Regions from separate parts of the Homo sapiens genome. Here region 1 is linked to region 2. The links are chromatin contacts, found by Hi-C or POLR2A ChIA-PET in ENCODE. All regions are on one chromosome and are shown on one strand. Each heading gives the region's core, a stretch centred on a gene start or an enhancer-like site at or near the end of the contact. The rest is flanking DNA. Distances are from core to core; before and after follow the strand shown.

Region 1 (6,284 bases), core at 1,130-3,629, 380 kb after region 2:
CGGGGGAAATCTCTCTTCTGACCTACTATATAACACCTACTATCTGTGATACACAACAGCAGTCCTCAACATTTTTGGCACCAGGGACCAGTTTCGTGGAAGACAGTTTTTGCATGGGAGGTGGGGGATGGTTTTGGGATGAAACCGTTCCACCTCAGATCATCAGGCATTAGAGTCTCATAAGGAGTGCGCAACCTAGGTCCCTCGCATGTGCAGTTCACAATAGGGTTTGTGATTCTATGAGAAGCTAATGCTGTGGCTGATTGGACAGGAGGTGGAGCTCAGGTGGTAATGTTCCTTTGCAGCTACTCACCTCCTGCTGTGTGACCTGGTTCCTAATAGGCCACAGACCCATACCGGTCCACAGCCCAGGGGGTTGGGGACCCCTGATACACAATCTCTTATGGAGCATAAATCTGTCTCATGTTATTCTTTCATTATTACACATCATCCATCAGTGTGTCTTCACAGCTGGAACATGAGGGCCCCTGGACCAAGCATCATACTGTCTCCTGCAACTCTGCCCTTCTCTCTCTACATATAAGAGCACATGGCTCTTTCTCACATAGCACAACATGTTCAAAAGAGGCTTCTCAAAGAACCATTGCACGTTGAGAGGGGAAATTGCCTGGAGATTATGGTGCAATCTGCCACATTAAAGCTACGTCCTATGGAGACTGTATAGGGTGAGATAGTTGCTTCCCAAGTGTGGTACATGTGCCAGTGGTGGTTGTAAGGTGATTTAGGTGAATGCATACCTTTCTGGTTTTGTGTTTGTTTTAATGTGTATTAGAGATTTAATAAGCACATAAAACCCAAGATCTTGTGGCTATTACTGCTTGGGAACACTTTCCTTTTAAAATAAATTGTAAAACATGTATGTGGATTTAAAGAAAATAATACATAAGTAACTGTATAGGGGTTAAGGGCTGAATTGTGTCTTTCAAAACTCCTGTGTTGGGCCGGGTGCGGTGGCTCACGCCTGTAATCCCAGCACTTTGGGAGGCCGAGGTGGGCGGACTGCCTGAGGTCAGGAGTTCAAGACCAGTCTGGCAACATGGTGAAACCCCGTCTCTACTAAAAGTACAAATATTAGCTGGGCACGGTGGTGGGCGCCTGAAATCCCAGCTACTCAGGAGGCTGAGGGAGGAGAATGGTTTGAATCCGGGAGGTGGTTGTTCACTTGGCAGTGAGCCGAGATTGCGCCACTGCATTCCAGCCCGGGCACCTGAGCGGGACTCTGTCTCAAAAAAAAAAAAAAAAAAAGAAAAAAAAATTCCCGTGTTGAAGTCCTAATGCCTGGTATTCCAGAATGTGACTGTGTTGGATAGGGTCTTTAAAGAGGTGATGAAGTGGAAATGCAGTCATTAGGGTGGACCCTATTCCAATACAACTGATGTCTTTATAAGAAGAGATTAGGACACAGGCACACACGGACGGCTAGCCACGTGAAGACACTGGGAGAAGGTGGCCATCTATAATAGAGGCCAGGGAGAGAGGCCTCAGGAGAAACCATCCAGCTGACACCTCGATCTTGGTCTGTAGCCCTCAGAACTGGGAGACAATAAATGTGTTGTTTAAGCCACATGGTCTGTGGTACTTTGTATGGCAGCCCAAGCAAAGGAATACAATAGGTAACATGCGGAAGTGGCAAAGATTGTGAAGGTGGAACCCAGGTGACTAAGTTCGGGGAAAATGTACTGGGCTTGGTTAGAAACCCAACTTTCCCAGTACCCAGCTGTGTGGGCCTCAGCAAAATCTTAGCCTTTCTGAATCTCAGTGTCCCGTTTTAAAGAATGGGGCCAACAGTAACTACCTAGCCAGGAAGTTGTAAGGATTAAAAGTGCAACCGTGAGTTAAGAGCTTGGTGATCAATAAATGGCAGTCTCATTACGGGAAAGCAGGCACCAAGGGGGCGAGGAACATCTCCTTTAATTTCGGTGCCCAAGAAGCAGAATGCTGGGCTTCCTTGCCCCCACCGTCAAGGCCCGCCAAGGTCAGTAGCGTTGGTGGCCCCAGAGGGGGCCGTGGTGCTGAGGGTGGACCTGAGGGGGTCACTTCCCTGTGAGTTTAGTCCTCCAGAAACAAGGAGGCAGGTATTCTTCCCATTTTATGTCTAGGAAAATGGAGCCTCGGAGCGGAGCGGTAATTTGTCCTAGGCCTCTCAGATGACCAGGGCCAGGGTCAGAGTGAGGCCCCGAGTCCGGAGCCGTGGACGGGGCCCTAGGCGACACCAGGGCGCCCTGACTGCGGCCTCCCACTCCGAGACGCGAGTTTGCGGGACGCTCCACCCCTTCCCTCCCGCCCCAGCCCGCCAGCCCCAGGGAAGGGGAGGAGTTCTTGCCGCGCCGACGCCGCCGTCGCCACGGCAACGCGGCCATACTGCGCCGGACAGACCCAGTTGCCTGGTGCTGCGGCCCGGCGTGGGCCTCGTGGGCAGAGCCAGAGCCAGAGCCATGGACAGCCTCTTCGTGGAGGAGGTGGCCGCCTCCTTGGTCAGGGAGTTCCTCAGCAGAAAGGTAACGGCTCGCCCCCTCCAAAGCCCAGGAAGTGGCTCTAATTTGGGGGGATCATCGGGGTCTCCCCTGAAGGCTTTGCAGCTTCTGGGAGGGCGCCCGTTCCCTACCTACTGCCTGCTCCAGAGATGCCCCAGAAGAGCGCCGCTTTCCCGGGACAGGGGAAACTACATTTCCCACGAGGCGTTTCTGCCGTCGTCACCGGGCGCTTCCGCAAGGCACGGTTTGGACCCCGTCCGCTGCCCTCCTGGGGCATCCGCGCTCCGGGGCGGCGGCAGCTGGGGAGGGGGCCTGGGGGCCGCGCCAAGCAATCCTAGCGCGGGCGCACAGCGGGCAGGCCTGCGCCCTAGCCTGGCTGCCGGCCTCCGTGCGCTACCCACGCAAGTCAGGGTCCCACTCGGAAAGAACTTCTCCCAGAGGGAACCCCAAAAGCCCAGAAAAGTTCTTGACGGTCAAACCCTTAGTCATTTTAGTCAACAGTGGGAATTCCAGTGGTTGCTTTAATTTTTGTAAGTTTTCCTATTGTCTTGTCCCAGGAGAGTTTTTGCAGTGTTCACAAGCTTGGAAGGTCCTTAGCTGTCATCTGGCCTCAGGGTGGAGATGGGGACCTCGGTGGGGAAGGAGCTCGCCGGGGGGTCTTGGGCGTGGTAGTGGAGGGGGACATACATTAGCTCATTCAGCACATGGTGACTGAGGGCTGCACTCTGTGTGTTTTGTCTGTCCTTGCAGTGTCATACTGGGCTAGGGCGATGGGTACTTGTCTTGTATGAAAACACATACACGTAATTTTTTGAATGGAGGAAAGGGGAAGGACTTTGAAGTCAGACGGAGACAATTCAAATATTTGCTACTAGTTTGCAGTGTGAACCTCAGTACTTTACTCACTGTCTCAATTTCGTTATCTGTAAAACAGGAAAGTAAGACCTACTCTTTGCAGATTTATAATGAGGATTAATATTAACATATGGGCAGCTTCCAAGCATTGGATCTGACATATAGATACAATGTGCACGTAGGTGTTCAACTTTATACCTCCTCCCACCCTCACTGTTTCTGACACCAAACAGGTGTCTCTGAAGTGCACCTGTTTGGAAAGTGTCTTTGTGTGTTTTTTATGATTTATTTTTATTTGAAAAAATTTTAAATGCGTTTGGCTTTGTCGCATCTGCCCTGTCTTTATGGCTAATTGACCTGCCATCACCTGTCCTGGCTGCATGTTGGATATCAATTGACACACCCTGGAAAGCTGACTGTTAACATCATTTCTTTTAAGTCTGGGTCACTGAAAAAAACTCTTAGAGAGGGCTTCCTCGTGTTCTTTCTTGAGTACAAATGAAATCCAGTGTCCTCACTGACATCCAAGCCTGCCCTGTAGCTTGACCCCAGCTTACCATCTCAATTTCATTTCTAGCCTCTCCCACATCCCTCCCCACCACCCCCCACTTGACATGGCCGAGTTCCCCTGGTCTCCTCTCCCTCGCATGTTTTATCTGGGCACACTAAGGCCCTAAGAGTAGAAAGGAGTTGCCCACAGTTACTCAGAAGGTCACAGTGAGCTGGGACTGCAGCCCAGGTATACTGCTTTCTCATCGCCTTCTGCTCTAGGGCAGAGACCACGTGCTCCCCACAGGGTTTTGCACAGGCAGTCATTGCACCCAGCAGTCGTAACCAAGAGAGCTGCCACCTTGGTGCCAGGTACCTAGAAGGTGCTGGTTTGTTGTCTCAGATCCTCGTAACAGTCCTGAAAGATAGGTATAAGTATTCCCTTTCACATAAGATTATTGTGAGACCAGGAGGCCAAGAAACTTGCCCAGGGTGAGCAGGTCAGACCATGTAATTCCCCTGCTCAAACCCCTCTACTGGCTTCCCATCATAATTAGACTTCAAGTCTCTCCATTACTTGGCTCTGGCTACCCTCAGACCTCATCTTCCATGACTGCTTGCTCCGCCCTCTACCCTTCAACCACTTTGGCCTACTTGAACTCACCAAGTGTGGTCTTCCCTCGGGGGAGTCATGATAGTCTCCTGGAGATGGCAGGGTCTGCTGAGGTGACTCTTCTGCTGCCCCAGCTTCTTGAGTCTGTGGCTCCACTCCTGCAGTGACTGTGCCATCCTCCCTCTGCCACCCTGCCCCATGGTCATGAGCTGGGCTTGTTGTTACCAGTACTGCGCCCTTTCTGTAATCTCAATTCCAAGCTTCCCACCTGTCAAAATTTCTAGCTTGTTTCCCATCATAGCCCCACGTAAACTCTTCTCCAGCCTCACCACATCTATATTGCATTGTTCCTGCCAACTTTTCACAGTCCCTCGGGCCTACCATAACCCACCTACCTCTCACCCACCCATCCTTATAATTGCACCCTCCATAACAGGTGCAGCTCTTTTGCGCTTCTCTCCTTTCATCATTCTCTTCTGACAGTAAAATTCCACTCGTCCTGCTCTACACTTGCGCCCATAGAGCTGAATGAGATTGGAGAGAAACACACACCACTATGTTGATGGTATCACTCTAAATCCATGGCCACTCACCCTTGTGGTGCCTTATGGGTGCCTGCCCACCTGGTTGCAACTCTCCAGACTGTTTACCCTCTGAGACCCTGGATGACCATTTCATACCTTCTCTCTCTTCAAACCCTGAAGCTCCTTCCCCATCTAATTTCACTGAGAAAACAGAAGTCTTGAGAGAAGTCCAGCAGGCTCCCACTACCACACTTACTCACCTTCCTGGGCTGCACCATTCACTCTGCTCTCTTTAGTGTTCTTGTGGATGAATTCTCCATACCCCTGGTTAGGCCCACCCCTCCATGTGTGCATGCCCTCTCTTGTGTGCTCAGGGATGTCGCTGTCTCCTGCACCATGCATTTCCCTCCTCTACTAGGTTACTCCTATCAGCACATGTTGTGCTCCTGCAGAATCCCATCTTGACCCCCAAACCCTAGCTACTGGTTTATTATTTCCTCCCTTTCTATAGAAACCCCATAAAGGACCTGTGTCTACTTTCATTTTAATTCTTTTCTCTGCTTTCTCGAACCCATTTTAATCAGACTTTTGTCCCCATCATTCCATGGAAATAGCTCTTCTTAGGGCCATTATTAACCTGGAATTTTTAGTCCTCGCCCTTCTTGATCTAATGATTATGTTTGTCACAGTTGATTGTGTCCTTCTGCTTGTCTTCTAGGAGACTGTCCCTCTTAGCTTTCCTCCTACTCCTCTGGGTGCTCCCTTCAGGGTCTTCGCTGGTCCCCCTAGTTTCTCTGTCCTGTGCACTCTGGTGGGCTCAAGGACTTAGTTTATGGCTCTCTTCTCTTCTTCTTTCCGTTCACTCTCAAGACATCTCAGCCAGTCTTGTGGATTCCCATACCATCTATATGCTGACAATTCCCAAATGTCTATCTCTAGCTGAGACCTCTCCTTGAACTCTTGAATTCTTACAACTGCCTATTCTACATATCTACTGGGATGTCTAACAAGCATCTCAACATGTCTCTGATAGTGTTTCTGCTCACACTTCAGACACCAAATGTATGGGGATTTTTCCTCCATACAAACTAAATCTCCAACTCTCCAGACACCAATTGGGTGTCGTACAATTCAAATCAGTCCTGACACTACCAAGAGTTAGTGCAGACCCTGCAGGTTAAGTCACGCTCATGACTGCCCCCACTTCAGATGCTAGTCAGAAGTCCCAAGTTGCCACCTGAACTTCTGACCAACTAGCTATAAATTGAGGGTTCCCACAACCCCCTCCACAGTTTTAATAATGTGCTA
Region 2 (6,820 bases), core at 2,580-5,079:
CTGTTCCCTGTTAAACTTCTTAGCACTTAGCACTGCCTACCTCATCATGTTTGTTTCCTTGTTTATCTTATCTCCCTTCTCCCACTAGAATGAGGACTCGATGAAAGCGAGATTTTTTTCTGTCTTGTTCATTGCAGTATCCCAGAACCCAGAAAAGATTCTGACACAAAATAGTCATCTATAAATATTTAAGTCAATGACTGAATATTTAGAAAATTATTGTGGTATTTTTTCAGAGTGTTAACTTCTTTTGAAGTGTTGTGTGAAAGACATCCATTAGTATCTCTGAAATTATGAATTAAAAAGAAGGCAATAGGCTGGGCGCAGTGGCTCATGCCTGTAATCTCAGTACTTTGGGAGGTAGGAGGATCACTTGAGCCCAGGAGTGCAAAAGCAGCCTGAGCAACATAGTGAGACCCCATCCCTATAAAAAATTTAAAAATTAGCCAGGCATTGGTGGGGCATGCCTGTAGTCCCAGCTATTCTGGAGGCTGAGATGGGAGGATCACTTGAACCCAGGAGGTTGAGGCTGCAGTGAGTCATGATTGCGCCACTGCACTCCAGCCTGGGCAGCAGAGGAAGATCTTGTCTCGAAAAAAAGGCAGTAGGCGAATATAATTCAATATAAAATAAAACTTTGTGGAGTCATCTAATGCCAGGGACATAGGTGGACCGCACCTAATGATGATGAAAATAAGACTATTAATGAAGCAGTTCACATCAGCCTTTTGATACTATGCTTTTATCAAGTTTGTGTAAATGAGATTATGCAAATAATAGTGATGGCTCTCACTTTGGAGCACTTATCTGAGGTCAGGAGTTCGAGACCAGCCTGGCCAGCATGGCAAAACCCCGTCTCTACTAAAAATACAAAAATTAGCTGGGTGTGGTGGTGCACACCTGTAATCCCAGCTACTCAGGAGGCTGGGGCAGCAGAATCGCTTGAACCTGGGAGGCAGAGTTTGCAGTGAGCGGAGATGATGCCACTGTACTGCAACCTGGGACAGAGTGAGACTCCATCTGCAAAAAAAAAAAAAAAAAAAAAAAAAAAAAAAAAAAAAAAAGAAGCAAAATCTGAATTTCACTCATCTTGAGTATGAACTGGCCCTAGTAACTTGTTTCTAACTAACAGAATGCAACAGAAGTGATGCTGTATGACTTCCAGGGCTTAGTTAGAATAGGTAATACAGCTTCTAACTGGCTTTCTCTCAGGAAGGTTCTCCGTGGAACCAAGGTTCTATGCTGTGTGAGAAAGCCCTGGCCACGTCAACCACCAAACATGTGAGTGAGGAAGCCTTCTAGATGATTCCACCCTAACCACCATCTGGCTAGAGCTGGATGAGAGACCTGAGGGAGAGCTGCCTAGCTGAGTCCAGTCAATCCCCAGAATTGTGAGAGAAGATGATATATGATTGTTGTTTCATCTCACTAAGTTTGGGATGGTTTGTTACACAGCGGTTGATAACTAGACCAGAGACCTTTCCTAGAAACGCTGGAGAACACGTGCCAGGATGGTCCTGGACATCTCCATTGTTTGCTGCTTGCTTCTCTACTGTGCCCATTGCCTGTGCTTTCACCAAACCCCCTATTAACCAGACATTGTCAGCTACCAGAAGTTTCCTGTCTTAGGATCTTGACACTTTTGAGACTCTTTGAAGTTACGAGACATGATGGACTTACTATCAAAAACTTGGCAAGCACAGTTACATCAGCAAGTGTTACTTTGTTCAAGTAAGAGGGGAAATAGTGCAGCATGGCAGTTAACCCTGTGCTCTCTAAGCTTTTACTGAATTTCAGTGGGTCATTCTAGAGACTTGGTAGCCACATGCGTGTCAGTTTGTTGATATTCAGTATTGATTATTCTCATAGGAGCTGTATATAATTGTTTTGAGCTTAAAACAAAGAAAATGATTAGTTTATGGTTCTAATCTTTTGGATTTTTTTTTTTTTTTTTAGACGGTGTTTCACTTTTGTCGCCCAGGCTGGAATGCAGTGGCGCGATCTCGGCTTACTGCAACCTCCACCTCCCGGGTTCAAGCGATTCTCCATCCTCAGCCTCCTGAGTAGCTGGGATTACAGGCGCCCGCCACCACACCAGGCTAATTTTTGTATTTTTAGAAGAGACAGGGTTTCACCACATTGGCCAGGCTGGTTTTGAACTCCTGACCTCAGGTGATCCACCCCCCTCGGCCTCCCAAAGTGCTGGGATTACAGGCGTGAGCCACCACGCCTGGCCTTGGATGTTTTAAAGTAAAATTTTCCCCACTGCAAAATAATAGATATGTGTTGTAGGAACTTTTGGAAACACAAGGCACAAAGGAAAAAATACCTTCATATTTCTCCTTTTCCCATCTCCCCAGAGACTTTTTTCTCCTTATTTGTTGGCATATGTCTTTCCATACTCTTCAATGCATATATATTCACAGGATAACATTATATGTGGTATTTTAGAACCACATTTCTAACATTCCATTTATCATGTTTTGTATTTGCATAGTATTCCATTTCGTAGTTGTACCATAATATCTTTAGACAATGCTTGTGGTCAAATAATTTCCCCCAATATTTTACTGTTACAAAAAATGTTTCGATGAACATTTTGGTCTAAAGTTGATGGATCAAGGAATATAGGGGTCATTATAAGTTAACAAATACAGCGTCAGATCATGGTACTACTCTGCTGAAAATCCCCCTTGGCTCCCATCTTACTCAGAGCCAAAGCTAAGGTCTTTACCATGACCTAAAATACCCTCAGCCATCCGGAGTGTGCATGTATGCATACACACAGACATGTACATGCCACTCACTCCTGCCTCTCTAGCTCATCTTCTCCTGCTCACCCCTGACTTGTTCCCCTGAAGCTATTCCTGGAATACACCAGGCAAGCAAGCCCCTGTGTCAGGGCCTTGGCACTTCTTCCTTCTGCCTATAACAATTCCTCCAAGTATCCACAGGCTTCCTCTTTCACTTCCTTTGTTGCGTTGGCTCAGATATCGCCTTATCTGAGTGCCCTTCCTTAACTATACAATACAAAATAAGTTCATGAATCTGCCCTCACCCCTACATTCCCTGTTTCCTTTACCTTGTTCTATTTTTCTATAACATTTACCTGACAAATCTTATGTTTGTTTATTGTCACTCTTCTTCCAGAATGTAAGCACTGTGAAGTCAAGGACTTTGTTAGTTTTGATCACTATTGTATCCATGGGTTCTAAAGCACTGCCTGGCACATAGTTGGCACTCAGTAAGCTAAGAAATAATAAGACTAACATATTGGGATTGTGGCAAGGAGGTAAGTATACTCCACTTTTTCAAGGGGATTATAAAGGGCATCATTTTTAGGTGGGAGATATTGGACATAGGAGTTTGTGAACCAAGAGACAGAGAAAGATGTTACTTGGAGATATGGAGGTTATAAGTATCAGAAGATTAGAAGTTCCGGGGATGTTTTAAAGTAAAATTTTTCCCATTGCAAAATAATAGATATCTGTTGTAGGAACGTTTAGAAATACAACTAAAGCACTTTTTGCTTTACTTGGAGTGGGTGGGACTGGAATTGGGAGGAGGGGCCATGGAGAGGCTGCTTTTTTTCATTGTGCATCTTTCTGTAAGACGTGAATTTATACCATGTACACCAATTACTTAAATAATAAGAGCATGTTTGGACTTCCAGTTTCTGGTGATGGCTGGTTATGAAAACTTGAAGAAACAAAATAATGGCTTTTTTTAAGTGAAGAACTAAAAAAACATTGAACTTCCAGGCCAGTTTTTGGATAAAAGTCTATAACCAGGGAGGGAAATGGAATACTGGAACAAAAAGCTGCCTGTGCTGAGACAGCAGTTGCTGATACCACAAACACTTGTCTGCTGTTTCTGTGGCCTGGCTGAGCCAAGAAAACATGTTAAAGCACAGAGCCCACGCAAGACAGTGTGCTTGCAGGAGACCCTACCAACAGGAATCGGATAACAAGGAGCTAAAGGTAAGGAGGAGTCAGAGCTGAACCCAGTGCCCTCTTCCCAGCAGTTGTAATGAACTGTGGCTACCTTGGTGCTCTTGGAGCAGGGAGGAAAAGAAATAGAAAATACAATTTCCCTGGAAGGCCTGTGCATATCTGCTTCCCTGAAGATTAGCTTCTCAAATATACATAGCTGGTTGGGCCAAGGATTCTCAAAATCTGAATTCGGCAGAAGCACAGCAAGATCTCTCTGGAAGAGGGCTCATCTCAAGCGTCAGGAGACTCCCGTTAAATACTTATTCAAGAATAATGTGTGGCAAGCGATAAAGATTACAAGTTACCCAAGCAACTTGAATATGAATGAGAATAGAAAATCACAGAAGCCCAGCTTCTTCCACTTAGCATAATCATTTGAGTCATCCATGTTGTCATGTGTATTCAGCAGCTTGGTCCTTTTAATTGCTGAGTGGCAATCCATAGTTTACTCATCCATTTACTAGTGGAAGATTTGTGTTGGTTCCAGTTTTTAGTGACAGTGGTTAAGCTGCTGTTAACATTCACCTAGAAGTTTTTTTGTTTTGTTTTGTTTTGTTTTTGAGACAGAGTCTCGCTCTGTCGCCAGGCTGGAGTGCAGTGGTCCGATCTTGGCTCACTGCAACCTCCGCCTCCCAGGTTCAAGTGATTCTCCTGCCTCAGCCTCCCTAGTAGCTGGGATTACAGGCACATGCCACCACGCCCAGCTAATTTTTGCATTTTTAGTAGAGACTGGGTTTCACCATGTTGGCCAGGATGGTCTTGATCTCTTGACCTCATGATCCGCCTGCCTCTGTCCCGCAAAGTGCTGGGATTACAGGCGTCAGCCACTGCGCCCGGCCTCACCTAGAAGTTTTTATGTGAATCAAAGATTTTGTTTCTCTTGAGTACATTCCTAGGAGTGGGATAGCTAGTTATATGATAAATATGTATATATACTTAGTAGGAAATTGCCAAACAGGTTTGCAAACTGGTGGTGCCACTTTGCATTCCCACCAAAAATGTATGAAAATTCCAGGTGATTGGCATCCTCACCAGAATTTGATATTGTCTGCAGTTTTGATGTTTTTGCTATTTTTTTGTTTTGACTTGGGTATACGGTGCATTTCATTGTGTTTTTCATTTTCATTCTCCCAATGCAAATGATGTTGTGTATTTTTTCATATTCTTCTTTGCTACAGGTATATTTTCTTTAGTGAAGTGTCTATTCAACCCTTTGGCACATTTTTGAAAAACTGGATTGTATGTTTTCTTACTGAATCTTGAGAATTCTTTGTATATTCTTGATACAAATCCTTTATCAAAAATATGGTTTTGGCCAGGTGTGGTGGCTCACGCTTGTAATCCCAGCACTTTGGGAGGCCAAGGTGGGCAAATTGCTTGAGCCCAGGAGTTCGAGACAAGCCTGGGCAGCATGGTGAAACCCCATCTCTACAAAAAAAAAAAAAAGTACAAAAAATACAAAAAATTAGCCAGGCATGGTGGTGGCACACGCCTTTTGTCCCAGCTACCTGGGCGGTTGTGGCTGTAGTGAGCCATGATTGTGCTGCTGCACTTCAGCCTGGGAGACAGAGTGACACCCTGTCTTTAAAAAAAAAAAAATTATATATATATATATATATATGTCAAATATATATATATATATGTCAAATATATATATATGTCAAATATATATATGTCAAATATATATGTCAAATATATACATATATATGTCATATATACATATATATGTATATATATACATATATATGTCATATATATAACATATATATGTCATATATATACATATATATGTCATATATATATACATATATATGTCATATACACATATATATGTCATATATATACATATATATGTCACATATATATACATATATATGACATATATACATATATGGCATATATACATATATATGGCATATATATACATATATATGGCATATATATACATATATGTCATATATACATATATATGTCATATATATACACATATATGTCATATATATACATATATATGTCATATATATACATATATATGTCATATATACATATATATGTCATATATACATATATATGTCATATATATACACATATATATATGTCATATATATATACGACATATATATATGTCATATATATATACATATATATATATGTCATATATATATACATATATATATGACTTGCAAGTATTTTCTATTTTCTCCCAGTCTGGCTTGTTCTTTTGTTTTCTTAGCAATGTCTTTTGAAGAGCAGACATTTAAAATTTTGATGGAAGTTCAATTTATTGGGTCTTTTTCTTTTTTGAATTGTGCTTTTGGTGTCAAATCTAAGAAATGTTTGGTAAACCCAAAGTTACAAAGATCTGTCTTCTAGAAAAGAGGTGAGCAAACTTTTTCTGTAAAGGGCCAAATAGAAAATATTTTAGGCTTTACAGGTCATAGTCACTGTTGTAGCATGTAAGCAGCCATAAAATACATAAATGAATAGGTGTTCAGTAAAACTGTTTTTACAAAAACAGATAAAGATTTGGCCCATGAGCCTTAGTTTGCTAACTCTTGTTGTAGAAGATTTAGGTATTGCAGTTAAGGTATGATCCATTTCTAGTTACTTTTTTTATGTGGTGCAAGCAATGGGTGGAGAGTTTTGTTTTTGTTTTTGTGTATGTATATACACTTATTCTAGCATTATTTGTTAAAAAGACTGTTCTTTATCCACTGTATTATCTTTACACCTTGTTTAAAATCAGTTATTCATGGGTGTGGATTTATTTCTGAATTTTCTTTTCTGCATCTGTGTCTGCCCCTTCTTTATGACTATACTGTCTTAAT

What was found. Hi-C counts contacts between places; a loop is a spot of excess contacts on that map. ChIA-PET counts read pairs that join two places held with the same protein, here RNA polymerase II (POLR2A).
Region 1: a loop to region 2 is called in a map of Caco-2, with 5 times the contacts of the local background. The contact joins the promoter of MINDY4 here to the promoter of LINC01176 in region 2. A Hi-C loop is called at or near these places in 1 of 168 maps with a recorded cell type or tissue (Caco-2). POLR2A ChIA-PET finds 5 or more read pairs at or near these places in 2 of 52 experiments (activated CD8-positive, alpha-beta memory T cell and activated T-cell).

The regions. Positions count from the first base shown.
Region 1 is chr7:30,769,038-30,775,321 of GRCh38, forward strand. MINDY4 (MINDY lysine 48 deubiquitinase 4) reads left to right here and starts at 2,380. Exons shown (of 18, transcript NM_032222.3): 1 at 2,380-2,519. The coding sequence starts at 2,457. All of the region lies in intron 3 of INMT-MINDY4 (INMT-MINDY4 readthrough (NMD candidate)), which reads left to right. RefSeq lists silencers at 2,261-2,310, 2,371-2,420, 2,791-2,940 and an enhancer at 2,496-2,790.
Region 2 is chr7:30,387,056-30,393,875 of GRCh38, forward strand. It overlaps LINC01176 (long intergenic non-protein coding RNA 1176), which reads left to right and starts at 3,830. Exons shown (of 3, transcript NR_108081.1): 1 at 3,830-3,980. RefSeq lists an enhancer at 4,012-4,630.